2 separate regions of the Mus musculus genome follow, and region 1 is linked to region 2. Evidence: chromatin loops called from intact Hi-C (ENCODE). Cell type or tissue: left cerebral cortex. All regions are shown on one strand. Links, peaks and the distances in the headings refer to the core of each region. The heading gives the core; the rest is flanking DNA.

The links. Peaks named below come from ENCODE experiments on the same cell type or tissue, not always from the same donor. Only the 100,000 strongest peaks of a DNase experiment are listed, where the experiment ranks them.
Region 1: it touches region 2 in a loop (10-fold over the local background); 2 of 42 quality-filtered maps call a loop at or near these places.

Annotation. Positions count from the first base shown.
Region 1 is chr5:45,227,708-45,236,190 of GRCm38, reverse strand. The region is part of intron 4 of D5Ertd615e (DNA segment, Chr 5, ERATO Doi 615, expressed); the gene reads left to right. Among named protein-coding and RNA genes, the nearest start is that of Gm46912, 69 kb to the right of the region's middle. In left cerebral cortex, for the core only: no CTCF peak of the experiment used is centred there; DNase peaks (open chromatin) are centred at 4,135, 5,895, 6,215, 7,799 and 2 more places; H3K27ac peaks cover 1,959 bases.
Region 2 is chr5:45,295,241-45,303,723 of GRCm38, reverse strand. The region is part of intron 4 of D5Ertd615e (DNA segment, Chr 5, ERATO Doi 615, expressed); the gene reads left to right. Among named protein-coding and RNA genes, the nearest start is that of D5Ertd615e, 120 kb to the left of the region's middle. In left cerebral cortex, for the core only: no CTCF peak of the experiment used is centred there; DNase peaks (open chromatin) are centred at 2,417 and 4,639.

The DNA of each region.
Region 1 (8,483 bases), core at 296-8,295, 68 kb after region 2:
TCCCCTTTCCTCACAAATGGCTTAAAAATCTCTCAAATTTATTTTGATGTCTGGTACAAAAGTGGATTTGAAATGCATAAGAACCACTAAGAAACACATTTTCATGATGAAGTTCTATTAAAGGAGAGGTTAGAAGAATGTGCAATTCACTCTAGGCAGTGTGCTAATAATATAAGCTTACATGCAACACGTGCAGATGCACATCGTGTAGATCTCAGGAAAACTTGTTCTTCTAGGAGAGCCTCTTTCCTTGTGATTTTCTTTTGGTAACTTTTAGTAAATTGCTGTAGTCATGAAGGTTCAGAAATACCTAGGGCCACTGTCCTGGTTTTCTAGAATCTATGTACTTTAGAAAATCAACCATTGTGGTTGATTAATTGATGTAATTTTATTTTTTTAACTCACACTGTGTCATTCTAATGGGCTGCCACCATTCCTCCTTCATAATCATTCTTGAGACAACTTGAAAATTGACTCTAAATATGTAAGTCAGACTATGTCAATTTTCTGCTTATACTCTAGAATGCCCAGCCATTCAACCCAAATTCTGCACCATGACAGCTTCAGCCTAGATGTTTCCCAGACTCTGCCTTCCTCGGGACCTCTTGCCTTATAACTGCTTCCTTTGTGCTACAAGATCCTTCCATGTTCTCTTCCCACTCTTCACCAGGGATGGCCTCTCTCTCTCTCACTGACATTTGTCTCCTCATTCTTCCCAAGGAGGAGTTTCAAAAGCAGACTTCAATTCGGCTCACTCCCCTCTCCTGCCTCTGCCTCTGCCTCTGCCTCTGCCTCTGCCTCTGCCTCTGCCTCTGCCTCTGCCTCTGCCTCTGCCTCTGCCTCTGCCTCTGCCTCTGCCTCTGCCTCTGCCTCTGCCTCTGCCTCTGCCTCTGCCTCTGCCTCTCTATCTCAATCTCTTTCTCTCTGCTCTGTTTTTCTTTTGTAGCTGGCTTCTGAACAAACAAATCTGATGAGATAGATGAGGTAAGATAGGAAATAACTATTTTTACTTAGCACAGTTTTCAGCCTGCTCGAGAAAGCTTTGCCAATGATGAGAGTAAAATCTCACTATTTTAAAAGATAATTTATAAATATTAAAATCAATTTGCTTTTAGTTACTGGTTCAATCCAACATAATGCCTCAACTTCAATTCCTCATCTAGGTTAGATATCTTCCCTCCCTCCTGGCTTGAGCTTGACCAGTAGGAGCATGAGAATCAGGTTTCCTCTTCCATGTGGTCCCCTTTTACTTCAGTCCTCTGTCCCACCCTGAAATCCAGTGTCAGGTTTAGGAGGAGTGGTTGAGGACTGAGAGGTGAGTGTGCAAAAGATCCTTTCAGGCAGTGGGTGCTGTCATAGTCCTGTCCTCTTTGGTTGGATGTGGTTTGAATATAGCACCCAGGGCTTCATGTTGAGGGCTTAGTTCCCACTATGATAATTAGGAAGGAGTTAGTGGGATTTTAAAAGTATAACCTAGTGGGATATCCTTAGGCTTTCCAGAGAGCTACCCTCAGAAGGAACTAAAGTAACTCTTTTTGGGGACTCTTGAGGTCACAAAGCAATGAGTTGTGGGTAAGTCTAACTCAAATTATTCTCTGCCTTCCTGTTTGAGATGTGGTATCTTTCTCCTGTACACACTCCTGTTGCTGTAGTGTCATCTGCCATGGGGTCCTAACCAAAGCACAACTGATATCAGCAATGCCTTGCCCTTCAATATTAAGAACCATGAGAAAAATCCACCTCTTTACTTTATAAAGTTACCCAGCCTCATGTCATTTGTTATAGTGACAAAGTCACACCAGCATATTCTGTGTCTATCACATGCCCTCTGTTCAAACAACAATTCTTCTTTCTGAAAATAAGGAAAGCTACTCTCCTTTGGAGTCATCATCTTGCTTCTTTCACAGGTCTACCTGACTCATCTTGCATAAAACCTTGGCCCGTGATTCCACGGAAAGAGCTTTGCCTTATGGACCCTCTACGAAAGTGGTCACTTTATGGCAAAGCCCTTTCAGTCTGGCTCAGGCCAGGTGTGGCTAATTTCATGTCAACTGGACATCAGGGAGGAGGTAGCCTCACACAATTGAGAAAATGCCTCCACAAGAGCTGGGGTGTACAGAAGCCTGTAGGACATTAGTGATTGATGGAGGAAGGCCCAGCCCATTGTGGGTGGTGCCATTACTGGGTTGGTGGTCCTGGATTCTACAAGAAAGCAGGATGCACAAGACATTGTGGAAGCCAATAAGCAGGTCCTGCCTCCAGGTTCCTGCCCTGCTTGAGTTTCTGTTGTGACTTCCTCCAATGATGAACAGTGGTATGGAAGCATAAACCAAATAAACACTTTTCTTGCAAGTTTCTTTGGTCCTGGTGTTTGATCACAGGTATAGTGACCCTAGCCAGGAAACCAGGCATCTCTGAATAGTGTGCACTGTGTCTACTCTGCCCACTGGATACAGCTTCCATTTAACTCTTATTTTCAGAAGGCCAGGCTGCCTCCCAGGCAGCTGCCTAAGGCAGGCTCTCATTTTCCACTGTGTTCTGTGAGCTGAGCTGGGAAGGCTGCCTGAGGAATCTTCCTCCCACTTTTCTCTGATTTCAATGTACCACTGGAGGCCCAGAGCCCTTTCTCCATGAGGTCCTATGCCTTCCTCTTTATAATTCACCCAGGCCATGGGTACAAGGGAGACTATGGCTCTCATGACCAAGGTCTATCATGAATGGTGGTCTGTACCTTCATATGTATCACCAGAATTTGTTGGGGGTGAAATAAGCTAGCAGGTCTTATGTGTTATTCTTAGTTTGGCATTCTTTTGAAAATTTGAAGTCAATTTTTAAAAGTTACATTTGGCATCCAGTTGACACACAGAGCCATTACTCAAAGTGAAAGCGCATAAGAGAGTAACATAAGCAAGAAGGTAAGCTAGGAGGGAGAACCTCTCCTCCTGGTGTCCTGTGAAATAGTCCAAAGGTTAACAGTGAAGGCTGGCTGTACTAGCTGCCTTGGGGTTGTATTGTACAATTGAGAGAACAATTATATGAACCCTGGGATTGGTGAGGATGGAAGTGAAAATGTCCTGGGCATTGTGTTAGTAAATTTTTTTATTACTGTGACAAAACACCTGACAGAGAGCCAATACCAACCTAAAGGAGGAGAAGTGATTTTGGCTTTAGCTTGAGGAGACAGCCCATTGCGGTGTGGAAAGATGGAGGTGAGAAGGTGAGGCAGCTGGGTGCACTGTGTTTGCCATAGGAAGCAGAATGAGATGAATGCTCACACTCAGCTTGCTTTTTCCTTTCTCTGCTTCCCATGACAGCACAGGGTAGTGCCTCCCACATTCAGGACGGGTCTTCCCTCCTCAGTTAAGCCTTTTAGGACACACTCTATGAGATACAACCAAAGGTATGTCTCCTAGGTGATTCCAAATTCAATCATGTTGACAATGAACATTAACCACCACACTATCTATAGTAGGGACTTACAGGGAGGAACGTGACCTTAGAAGGAGAACTTAGAAGTGAAGGCTATGGTCCAGGAATTATGATATGGGCAGAAGAGTGCCAAACACTGGGGACTGAGGATCAGTGCTCTTCACTTCTCTCAGTGGAGTTTCTCAGTGAATTGTTTGTGCCCATGTCTTGGGTCATTGTTAAGGTGACTGGTGAGAAAGAATATATATAGACTTTAAATAGGAGAAAGATTCCATATTCTTATTTATATGTTCATTATGTTTCTTTACTGGAGTAAAATCCTCATGGAGATAAAGACCTTCCTATGGTTTGCTGCCAATGCAGATCTCTATGGCACAGCACAGGGAATCTGGAATCTGTCAGGTAAAGGTGGGCTGAGTACATGGAGGACCATCAGGCTAGACAGATACAGAGGGAAGACCTGGGGGTGGTGCTCAAAGAGCTACCTGATGGATGAAGCCTAGTTACAACATTTAACAAGGCAGCACATGATAATTTTTAAATGATTAAATTATTACGGGAAAAGAAAAGCTTCAATGTTTAAGTATGCAGGAGAGAATGGCGTGGGCCATGGATGTGGGGTGTCGGGTTTCATGAATGGCTTCTGGAGAGATGGAACTTGGGAAAATACCATTTGGCTCATATACTTGATGGTGGATCACCCACACTTCCTAGAGCCATCTGTCCTGATCCCTCCCACTTCCCACTAGAACACCAGGAACATGCAAATATGTGGAATGCTTGCAGCTCCCCACTAGCACCAAATAGAGTGTGGTATTTTTGAATCTCGTTAGGTCCATTCCAGTTTCTGGCCTAGGCATTTCATTTCCCCAGGTTATAGATGCATGTTTGTATATCTTTTCTTTTTTTCAAATAATTTTACTGGTTTTCATCTTTTGTCATTGCTTCATACTGCTACTGGATTTCAGGCATCTGTTTAGTGAATGCAGATGAGAGTATAGCTGGATTTCTACAACTGCACAAAGGATTTGTGAATTCGTGAAAATCAGCGGTGTATTCTAGGAAGTTTTGATCCTTGTAAGCCTTGATCCTGTCCTAGTCAGGGTTTTACTGCTGTGAAGAGACACCATGAGCAAGGCAACTTGTTGTAAGGACAACATTTATTTCAGGCTGGCTTACAGGTTCAGAGGTTCAGTCCATTATCATTAAGATGGGAGCATGGCAGCATCCAGGCAGGCATGGTGCAGGCAGAGCTGAGAGTTCTACATCTTCATCTGAAGGCTGCCAGTGGAAGACTGACTTCCAGGCAGCTAGGAGGAAGGTCTTAAAGCCCACACCTCCAGTGACACACCTACTCCAACAAGGCCATACTTCCTAATAGTGCCACTCCCTGGGCTGAGCACATAGAAATCATCCTAACCTCCTTGGCTGAGTGATGGCTTAGTGCTTTTCGTTTCTCAGGAAGTTATCCATCTAAAAACTGCCTTAGTTACTATGGTGATACTAGTTGCTTAGATGAAATGCTTGACAGGTAGCAACTTCCAGGGGGAAGGGCTTATTCTGGCTCACAGTTTAAGGGGGTACAACCTATCATGATGGGGAAGCATGAGGGTCATCTGGTCACATGCAATTCACAGTTGCCATTCACAGTCAGGAAGCAAGGAGTAAAGAGGCTAGTAAACCTCAGATCCCACCACTCAGTCCCTTCCTTCAGCACAGTTCCACTGCCTAAAGGTTCTATAACCTTCCAGACAGGGCTGCCCATTCATAGCGAGCAGGACATTCCATACTGAAATCACAACAAAGACAAATCAGATGAGGCCACATGATCAGAGAAATCCAGAAATAGGTAATTTGAAAATAATCACTTTGTTCACTTTAGGTATTTATTTATTTATTATTATTTTTTTAGACAGGGTCTCTCTACATAGAAGTGGATATCCTGAACCTCACTGTAGTAGACCAGGCTGGTTTTTGCCTTCATAGAAATTCTCCTGCCTCTGCCTCTTGAGTGCTGAGATTAAAGCATGTGCCACCATGCATGGCAAATGCCTATTTTTATTTTCTTTTTTCTTTTCTTTTTTTTTTTTTTTTTTTTTTTGTAGTTGCAGAGAATGAGTGGAAAAGTTATAAGGAAAATGAGACTTTTTTGATGTACTGTCTATAAAAGACAAGCTTTTTTTGCTTGCATAAATAAATCTGTGGTTTTAAGGAATGAGTGGACATATTAGCTGATGAAGGCAAGCTCCCTTATACCTTTCCTACATCATGCAGGCCATTGTAGGGGTCATGGTGAGCTCAGTGTAGATAAGAAGGCAAGGCAAGAAGTTTCTGGTGTCTGGAAGCTTAGAGTAGGAGAGATGAAGAGCCATGTGGCTTCTTGGGGTGCTAACAAAAACAGCAATGACAAAGTGATCTGGCATCCTCCTTAGCAAGGGGTGCAAGCTGCCTTTCTTGTTCAGTGTTTAACGTTTAATTGGAAGCTATTTTCTGCTCTCTATAAATCTTCTTGGCTGCCTCCCCAACTTCAGCAGGAATCTGCTACCTACAACTGCCTTGTGTCTGTGATAGTGTGGATATCAAATACAGAGGTTTTTTGTGGGAAGGCAGTGACCAGGAAGACAAGGATGCAGCCTTGGAAGTCAGAAACACAAGTGAGGCTGGCTTAGATATGGAAGAGGAAGGAACACTTTCTTCTCAAGAGCAAGTGGGCTATAGGGAGATAGAGCAGGGAAGTGACTTAGCATTTACCTCTCTCCTCCCATTTGGAAACACTCACAGACTTGACGGATTCCCAAGTGTTGAGAGTCTGGTTTATCAAGGAGCATTCTACCCCATACAGGTCTTGTAGATCTGCATGCAACTGTGATGGGAATTCCTTAGGTTTCAGTGTAAGAGAGACAGAAAGCATCCAAGTTATCCACCCTACAGCCCATGTTTCTGTTTCCCCAGAACGTAATGGTCATCACCAGATGCCTCATGTCTCAAAGGTCCCTTCACTTCCTGAATGAGGAATGCCAATCACGTAGGAGTGGGTTAGTTAAATAGAGGGTTGAGTTTTCGTGAACACACTGCTTCCCTTCAGCTGTTGTTGTCATTCTAAAAGGATCACACATCTGTTTTCTGATAGGCTTTACTGCCTAATGGGGCTGGGAGCAATGGTGTGATCAATTCTCTTATCCCACAGTCTCATTTTGGAGCAGACCCTGAGCTCTGACTTGGCTAAGGTCACACATCCAGTAATGATTGGCTTGGATTTAGCTTATAATAAATATCTTCTACAGTTTCCTATTATACTTGAACATGTGTATGTATATAGTAGCTCATTTGAAATTTTTATTTTTTATTTTTTAAAAGCAGTTTTTTTCCTACCTTACAGGTCCTCTGTGTATATACTATGACTTTTGGTTTGGGGTTTGTATGGGATTCCTGAATATGAACACACATGTGTCCCTGCATCTATTGTGTTCCTCGTGTCTTTTTTTCTGTTGGCTCTTATCTTGTTTGGCTGTTTCGTCCTGTTATGATTTGTTTGTTTTTGATTTATCTAATTTTATTATTATTTCTTATTTTCTATTTTGTAACCAGAGACAAAAAAGATCCAGATGAGGGGGCAGACAGGAAGAAACTAGGAGTAGGAGGGGAGAGGAGAAACCATAATCAAAATATATCATATGAAAAAATCTATTTTCAATAAAAGAAAGAAAAACATATGTATGTGCATTCACACATGTGCATTCAAATGTTTAAGTCCAGGTACCCATGGATGCCAGATCAGATACCCTGGAGTCGGAGTTAAAGGTGGTTGTGAGTCACTCCGTGTGGATGCTAGGAACCAAACTTGGATCCTCTACAGGGGTAATACAGAGTCTACCAAGTTGTCCCTCCAGTCAATATTTTTGTTGTGTTTTAAAATGTACATAAACCTTGGAGCTAAAGGGATGGCTTGGTGGTTAAAAGCAGTAGCAGCTCTTTCAGAGAAGCTGGGTTCAGTTCCCAGCACTCACGTGACAGCTAAGAACTATCTGTAGCTCTAGTTCTGGGGAGTCTGATATCCCCTCTGGCCTCAGAGAGTACCAGGCACGCCCTTCATACACAGATACACATTCAGGCAAGGCACTCATACACATAAAATAAGTAATAAATAAATGTATGTATACTATAATGGTATTGACTGTCATATGAACTTTTCTAAGGTGGGTGCTCAAGGTCAGAGACCCTGCCAAACATCCTCCAGTGCTCCTAGGCTTCACAACAGATAACCATCCAGGCTGAAATGCCTTTAAGAACAAACTGATTCTTTTTAGCTTGCTCCCCTTTGGGCACTGCTCCAAAAGCTTCTGTGGAGAACATTTGCGTCCGTATTCAATGGAGGTTTTTTAACATTTGCTGCCAAATCTCTGAAATTTCTTAATTCTTGAATGAGAAGCGAGGCACTTGAAACCTATGTGTCTGTTGACGACTGTAAGAGGAAATGGACACATACACATCTGGCCAGGTCAACAAAACCAGGATTGTCCTGTGGCTTCATCCTTGAGAGAAACAAGGACCATGAACAATAGCTCATGTTAAGAGCAGTTTCCCTGCATCCAAAGAGGCAGCAAAGATGCTGAGAAGGAGTGGCATTTGAACAGTGTGATGGTTAGTGTTATTCATCAGTTTGATGGGACTAGAATTACCCAGGAGATGGGCCCCTGGTGGGATTATCTTGATACACTCACTGAGGTTTAAAGACTCTCCCACTGTGGGTGATACATTCCCTAGCAGGGATCCTGGAGTTTAGAAGGAGAGAAAGAAGGCAGAGCAGCCCCATGGATTCATCGCTCTCTTGTTTTAACTGTGGATGTACTATGACCTATTGCTTCAAGCTTCTGCTACCTTGGCTTCTTCATCATAATGGATGGTGACTTGAACTGTCAGGTAGAATAAACACTTTCTCCCTTAAATTGCTTTTGTCCAAACAACAGGAATTAAAACTAAGACAGACCACTCTTGGGGAACATTTGGAATTCTATAGAAATATACTCTAGAACAGCAGTTTTCAGTGGGGATTC
Region 2 (8,483 bases), core at 329-8,328:
AATTTAAATCCTGGAGGCGATGACCCCCACTACTATTTTATCATGTTATATTGTTTAGAAGACTTAAGTCACTGGGTTCAGATTATATTTACAGGAAAGGGTTACATGAGGTTGTGAGGAGGCAGGGGTCACCAAGGAACACCTCACAATCTCTGTGCAACATGTTCATAATGTTTACTTCAAATTGTGGTTGTGGGCTGGCTTGGCTGTTGTCTGGCTCTTTGAATAACGACATATAATTCTCAGGGTGGTATCTGGAGCCTGACCCGAGGTAAATATTCCTTATATGTTAAGTGAGTGAAGGACTAGTTCAAGATCCCACTGTTGGACATAAACAGCATTGGGAGAGAAGTTAGGTCTGTCTGCAAAGCTCTGTTCTTTTTGTGTGAAAAGAACACTCACTGCCTCCCATGAGCATAAGAGGAAAAGGATGGAGTAGTGTTTTAGAAGAACCATTGGATCATCAGTGAAGACTACTCCAAACCCTGTTCTTACTAAGGTCACTAAAGAGTGTACTGCTGGGTAGCTCATCACTTTCTAGAACCTAGAAAACTGGCTTTCATGTTGGCTAATTGAAGCAATGAATTCTTTCCTTATTTTAAATTTGTAATTTTGTTTTAAAAAACTTTGTCACTAACCAGTACCCGGGAGCTCTTGTCTTTAGCTGCATATGTATCAAAAGATGGCCTAGTCGGCCATCACTGCAAAGAGAGGCCCATTGGACTTGCAAACTTTATATGCCCCAGTACAGGGGAATGCCAGGGCCAAAAAGGGGGAGTGGGTGGGTAGGGGATTGGGGGCGTGGGTATGGGGGACCTTTGGGATAGCATTGAAAATGTAAATGAGGAAAATACCTAACTTTGTCACTCACTCCTGTGTGTGTGTGTGTTTGTGTGTATATATGTGTGTGTCTCTTTGCCTTCATGTATATCTGGTTATCATGCATGTGTCTGGTGCCCATGGAGGCACCAGAGGGCTATTGCTTATAAAAGGACATTGAATCTCTTGGAAATGGAAGTGGCTGTTAGCTATTGTGTGAGTGCTTGTACTGGAACCTGGATCCTCTGGAAGATCAGCCAGTGTTCTTAAACACTGAGTAATCTCTCCAGATCCCAACTTTATTTATTTTTTATTTTTTTATTACATATTTTCCTCAATTACATTTCCAATGCTATCCCAAAAGTCCCCCATACCCTCCCCCCCACTCCCCTACCCACCCATTCCCACTTTTTGGCCCTGGCGTTCCCCTGTACTGGGGCATATAAAGTTTGCATGTCCAATGGGCCTCTCTTTCCAGTGATGGCCTACTAGGCCATCTTTTGATACATATGCAGCTAGAGTCAAGAGCTCTGGGGTACTGATTAGTTCATAATGTTGTTGCACCTATTAGTCAAACAATTGAAAGAGCTAAACATTCCTGTATAGAATTTAAAAAAAAAAAGAAAGAAACTTGAGGGAGAAAGCTATTGTTTTTATCATCTCATAACAATTTTTGAAAGATTAAAAAAGCATATATATGTGTGTGTATCTGTATGTTGGTATGTGAATGTGAGCAATGGAGGCCAGAAGATGGTGTTGGATCCCTTGGATATGGAGTTACAGGCACATGTGAGCTGCCTGATGTGGGTGCTGCGCACAGAACTCAGGTCCTCTGCAAGAACAGTAAACACTGTAGCCACTAAGCCTCTCTACAGGCTTCCTCATGAACTTGTAGCATCGGATAATACCTCCAGTATCTTCCAAGATTTAATTCAGAATTTAAGAAACAAAATACTTACTATGTATTATATGGTGTATAGTAGGCTGTCAGATGTAGACGGTCATAACCCCAGTTTCAGCTGTTTCCCTGTGGCCCAAAAGGTATTCTTATTCTCTCTGAACCCAAACCCTTCATTTAAAAATGTTTCCTGTACTCTGTGCCTGTGGAAATTCCTAAGAGACTATATGTATGTAGATGCTGCTGCTTATTAAATTTTCAAGTAAATGGCAGATATGTCTGTTCCTATCAAGACTCTAGGAGATAAAATAACTTTAAAATAATAATGCGGACTGCATGGAGAAGAAGGCAGGCTGTTAAACAGTTACATCCTAGTCTAGAGTTAAAACGAAATCTTCCTCAGAGTTTTGACTTTGCAGGGAAGACAGCTTCCTTAATGATGGAACAGTCTAGAAAACACCCACTGGGATGTGGGGGTTGGGATGTCCTATGTGTTTGTGCTGAGAATTGAGCAGTCCTCAGATTGCCTGGATTTTCATTCTGCTGCCCAGTGAGCCATCCCAGGAACCCAAGAGGAGGGTACTGTTTGTGCAGGCAGCAGCAGATCCCAAGAGACTGAAGAGGCTGCCTGTTTACAATCTCTTCCCTGTGGCAGCTTGCAGCACAGTGTCTGCAGCAGAATAAAGTTTGAAACATGACTCATATTTTGTTTTCAATAGTTTTTTTTTTTTTTTGTCTCTATTGTTAGCAGTTGAGACTTCAGCTTCAGTGCTTCTGTGGCTTGCAGGGAAATGTGCTTCCTATTTGGGCTTCTAGTTTTGCATGGTGTGAGCTCCTCATGGGAAACTGAAGAGAGAAATGGACATTGGTGGGAGTAGGAAGGTCGGCTTTGGGTGGGTGAAGGGAGATACAGGACCAGAAAAGGAGAGGAGCTGTTGGTTTCATAAGTACAAGACCCATGTTCTCTGCCATCATGAATGCCTGGGACAGGAAGGAAGCAGGGCCCAGAGGTGAGCCTAATACTTCAGGATGCTGCAGAGCTCCCAGGTCCAGTCAGCTTTCTCACTTCAGTCTGTGCACTACAAATGCTATATTGGAGGTGGGGTGGGGTGGTGGTGTTCCTTCTGTATGTTTCTGTGGGCTTCCAATCACCTGGCTCTATATGTCTCTCAAAAGTCCCAAAGGACTGCTTTGGAACTGACCATCTACCAAAGACCCCAAAGAGCTTAGTGTAAATACCCCATCTTTTTTGTCCCTTAGATAGAATAGCTCATTATAAAATGAATTTTTCCATGAGACTAAACGTTGATTACTCAGTTCTTTCATCTTTCTATCTCTGTCTTATTTTCTTTTTCCCCCTTCAGTGGACATTGTCCCTTCTGAACAAATTGTCCCTTTTGTTCTCCAATCTGTATCTCATATGCTCAAAATAAATGACCATGGAGGCAATAGAGTACCCTTGCTACACAGCACCACAAGAAAGCCATTGAGCGTCCAGCAGTGGCCAGAGTAGAATAGACACTGAAAGAGGTTCTGAGTTTTCTGTTATGTTAGAGCTCTCATATATTCCAGATTACAAAAGTAGGTGTGCATGTATGTACCTGGGTGTCTGTATGTGCATGCATGTGCATGTACACATGCACAAAGATTCCAAGGAGTAACTTTTGGGAATGATTGGACAGGTAACAATAGACAAAAAGTATGATGGAGAATTTCATTTAAACACTCCTTGCCTAATCATTTCTGCCTTTCATGTCCATCAGCTCTTTTACAGACCTGTTACTTACAGAAAACTAATGCTCTTGAAGACGATTATTGATTATAGAAAGGCAAATTAGGTGAGATGGGATGTAACTGATTTTTGCCCTATGACAGGTCCATTTTGCATATATTCATAAATTCATTCTGGCATCACTTTTCTGCTTAGATATGTATGTGATTGCTCAAATTCCCATTTCAACCAATTCTAATAATATTACTGGTTCCATCATTATTTAATGAGTTATATTAAAATTTTGTCACATTATCATTTTATTAATATATTTGTATAAAGTCATGATTATACCTTAAATTATTCCTTAACACATTAAGATTAAATTTTCTGTGTCTTAGTGTAGTGGGGGCAAAGTCAAACTTAAGGAACTTCTCGAAAATTATGCTTATGCTTAAATTTGAAACCAGAAGAAAAAAAGAAAGGGTTAATGAAGTGGAGGGAATGCACCCAAGACTAACCACAGCAGAACTCACATGGGCACTGTGTAAGAAAGTGAAGGGGCACAAGACAGGAGGGAGGTAAGCCAGTATGTCTGGAATTTATCCTTCAAATCAAGGGAAGCCATGAAAGGATTCTCTAGAGAGAGTGGTCTAACCAGACCCTTTGCATTTAACCTGAGCAATGTTCAATGATGCTCATAAAGTGTTGCTAGAACATTAAACACAGTGTAAGCAACCTACATATCCACCAATAGAGAATTGATGATGTGGTTGTGATGACGTTTACTTGTTTTCATGTATTAACATAGTTACGAATAAAGCAAAGCAAAGCAAAACAAAACAAAGACACCCCTCCCCACAGGTTTCGAATTGGTTGTGTTGTATTGTTTTGCAATACATGTGCCATGTGCTTGTCTGCATGTAGAAGTCGGGAAGGATGTGTGCCAAGTTAACTGTATCACTCTCACCTGTGGAATTCTGGGTGATTTTAGTGTAATCATTTCAATTTTTCTTCTTCATGCCAGTTATTTTATGCTGGATATAATTATTAAGTTGGGCATGGTAATAGAAAGAAAGTCAAGTGACTGGATCCTATTCTAATGGTGTTTGTAAGTGAAGGGGAAAAGCCTCTTTTGCACTGGAGGAAACCATCTCAGGAGAGCGGAGCTGGGGAGAGCAGATTGGGTGAGTGGGAGGTGATAAAATAGAGATTTAGCAGTGTTGCAGCAGCTAGGAGAAGCCTGGAGTAGAGGGAGGGTTGTAAGAGAGATAGGTTTAAGCCCAACCACATTTAGACCTCCCAGGATTCTATTTGCCGTCTGTGTTTCTTGACAACTCTCCCTATTGAGAGAGATCCTCAGCTTGCCTGTGGTAGCATATTGTCAACTTTCTCAGGTGTACTGCCAAATTTTGATTGGAGTGTAAAAAAGATATTTTCTATGGCTGGTGGGGTCTCTGAGATGAGATGTGTGGCATTCTAATTGAGAGACATCTCAGCTCTGTCTGCTCCCTCTGATGTTTTATATGCATACAGTGACATTATATACAAGAATCTCAGAGATACAGGTGGAGGCTTGTGTCCTAGAATCAAAAGGGACTTTAGTTTCATTAATTGTAAAATGAAGAGTGTAAGGAAAAAAAAACCTGTTGTGAGAAATAGCTTAAAGATTAGCTGTACAGTGCGTGGAAATGATTAGAAGCCCCTCTTCTAACAAGTCTTCATGGAGTGTATTATAACCTGGTATATGCTGAGTGCTAGAAGTGGGTACAGGCATGTTGGGCACAGTTACATGGGTGTGTGCTGTTGTCTCAAGCCAGGAAATTTCACCAAACACAAAACTGTGTGCATGTGACAGGTGTCTGTCTATTGAGTGTTTGAAGTTTAAGTCATTGAGTCTGGTGATACGAAAACACAACTCTAGAAAAAGAGATGGTTTATATTGGAGCCAAACATGAGGAGCATAGATTCAGGTTATCCCAATTTTTCCAACATAGTAAGAATTTCATGAACTTTTTGTAGAGCCAGAACACAGTCATAAATAGATACTTTTTATGTACATTGCTGGAAATGTCAGGTAGCTCTGTTACAGGGCTCAGGTGCTATCTGATGACATTTTAAACTGCTGGGTTGATGAAAGTTAGGGTCTGCTTGTATAAAGCAAAATGATTTAAGCAACAGTCGTATGGATATTAAGTAACATATAGAGATGATCTAAAAATAAAAAATTGGGCTCTCAACCTATGACAACCCAGCTTTCCACTGCCACTGACCTCACAATATGTGTGTCTCTTTAAAATTTTGTGAGTGACTTCAGATCACAACTTGTTGAGACGGGGTCACAATGTGTAGGTTGATTAGACATTGAGTCTCAGGAACGGAGTCAGTGATGTCATGGGCTGAACTCCACGAGATTTTCAGAAAATGTGAGGCTTTCCAATCGTGAATATATAGCTTTCTATAACCTAGCCTTTCCTGTGTCTGTCTCTAACAGATGCAGTGAAGAACTGATTGGCTGTGAACTAGCCATGGTAGAACTTAGGCATCAGAATGCATGATTTTATTACAGCATGTGAATGCAATCGTCTTCTCTATGAGTCAAAGCCAGTGCTCTGGGGTGGCAGAACACAGGGCAAAGGCCCACTGGAGCCCAGAAACATGTAAGATTTGTAACCACAGATGTTGCAGTTCTGAATTAGTGATTGGACAGGGCATGTTTTAAAATGTTCCCCAAGCAAAATTTGAAGAGTTCATTTGAGAATTCACAGAAAGCTTCTGCATGAGATCTACTCCCCAGGGCTCCAATATCTTTGGACCATAGTGTGGGCTTTTAAAGTGCATCCCCATAATACCACTACCAACTCTATGGCAAACACCATTTTAAATATCTTACGTAGATTTACCAATTTAAACTTCATAATAACCTTGTGATGTGGGAATTTTATTTCTTTCAATCAAAGTAATGGATGAATAAATAGCTTAAGGAATCGCATACCCCTTGAAGGTGACAGAGATTCTGGCATCAGATCTCTTAACTAGGACGGTGACTTGCCTTCAAAGTTCAGTATTCACAATGGAACTTGAAATAGTACCGTGGTTATGGTTTGGGGCTAAAAATTCCAACTGAAGTGACTCTGCTTAGTTAAAGTTGGTGCTTCAGAGCATGTCAGACTCTACTAGGCACTTTTTTCTTTTTTCTTTTCTTTTCTTTTCTTTTCTTTTTTTTTGGTGGGGTGTGTGTGTCGTCATGTTAAAGCATCTGGTATTGATAACACAAAGGAAGAAGGATTCGTTTGTGCATATGATCCCAGAGGGCTCTGTCCATGTTCTCTTGGCCTTGTGCACTTGGGTAGGACATGGAACATGTGGCTTAGGGTTGTTTATCTCACATCTGGTAGGAATCAGAGAGTGAAATGGGAAAGGACCGTGGACAAGAAACCTATAAATACTTACCCTAGTGATCTATGTTGTCTCCTAATGTTTCTAGAACCTGACCAAATAGTCCCAGCCCCAGGGACCAAGGTTTCCACTCATACTCTGGTAGGGAGGACATTTTGTCATCTACAATCCCAATATTTTCTCTAGACTAGGCCTGGATTAATTTCTTTTGATTACTATGAGGCAGAAGCAAGTCATTGTGTATGTAGTATGCCAGATAATATCCTTTTAATCTGTGATGAGGTGTCTCTTTTCCTGGTCAAATGATCCTGATACCCACTGTTGATCTGTGTGGTTGTGCTATAGAGGGCTACAGAGGAATTTGCCTATAACCTTGAATAGACTGCTGGGTGACTGCTCCTATAAGAGGAGGAAATGGACAGTCTTTAAAAATATTTCCCAATGGTAACAAATTGTGATTCTACGTTGTCAACTGCTTAGTACTTAAAATTTGCCCCTTTTGAGTATAGAAATAAGAAGCATGGATTTCCAAACAAAGGGTTTTTTTTTTTTGTTTTTTGTTTTTGTTTTGTTTTTGTTTTTTTGTTTTGTTTTGTTTTGTTTTTTTTTGGGGTTTTTTTTTGGCAGAACATTTGTAGATTTCTTCTTACAATGCAGATGTGTTAGCCTATCTTTCAGGAACATTCTATGTAACATTCTATGGTTACAGGATTAATAGTCACAGCCCAGCAGAGCCATCCATTATAAGGAGAAGGGGAACAGCGTAGTCTTAATCACCTCCGTGGCCTGAGACAGGTGTCCATCAACAATCACAATGCTAGCAACTGAAGGAGCTGGGGCACTTCCTGTCTGTTGATACTTCCATGAACTTCCAGTACCTTTCCTGAACCTTTTCAACTAGGTTTGCATGTTCAAAGGCACATTGTTCAATGTTCTTTTGTGCCAGAGTCATTTTAGCTATTTTTCTAGAATGAAATGTTTTTTTGTATTTGACTTTGTCACTTTCTACTCTTTCCCTTTCATGTTTCCTCTGTGAATAGAAACTTATGGGGATGCTGGAATGATTAAGGCATTTATACATGTAAGGCACATGGCAAGTGTGAGAGAAAGTTGACACCAGGAACTCTGTCTTTGCTCTGGTGACTACTATTATAAACTTGAAGCTGAGATGCATCACGACATTGGGCAGATTCTTACTATTTCCTAGAACAGCGGTGTCCATTCAACTGGTCTACCTATACACAGGGGAGACTGAATAGTTTCTTGATAAATAACTTGTACAACTCTCCTTTTATCCTTGAAATGACTCACTAACCTCCTTCCTGACACAGCAACATATTGGGGTTTCTACTGGTCTCTGGGCTCCTAGAATTACAATTCTAAGATCCCAGTTGAGCAGCTGGTCCCTTATTTTCATTTCTTGTTGCTGTCATTTCTTTTCTCAGATTTTCAGAGTCCCTTGGATGATGTAAGTGCCCAGTAGGCTTCGGCTTTTGCTATTAGAAGTGAGAAAGGGAAATGACATCACCATGATTCATTCTCTATCAGTTTCACTGGGCTATGAGATGCCCGAACTAGCTGCCTAAACATTTTTTCCCCTGAGGCATTTCAGAGGGATTAGCATTTAAACTGGGGAACTGGACGAAGAAGATCTAT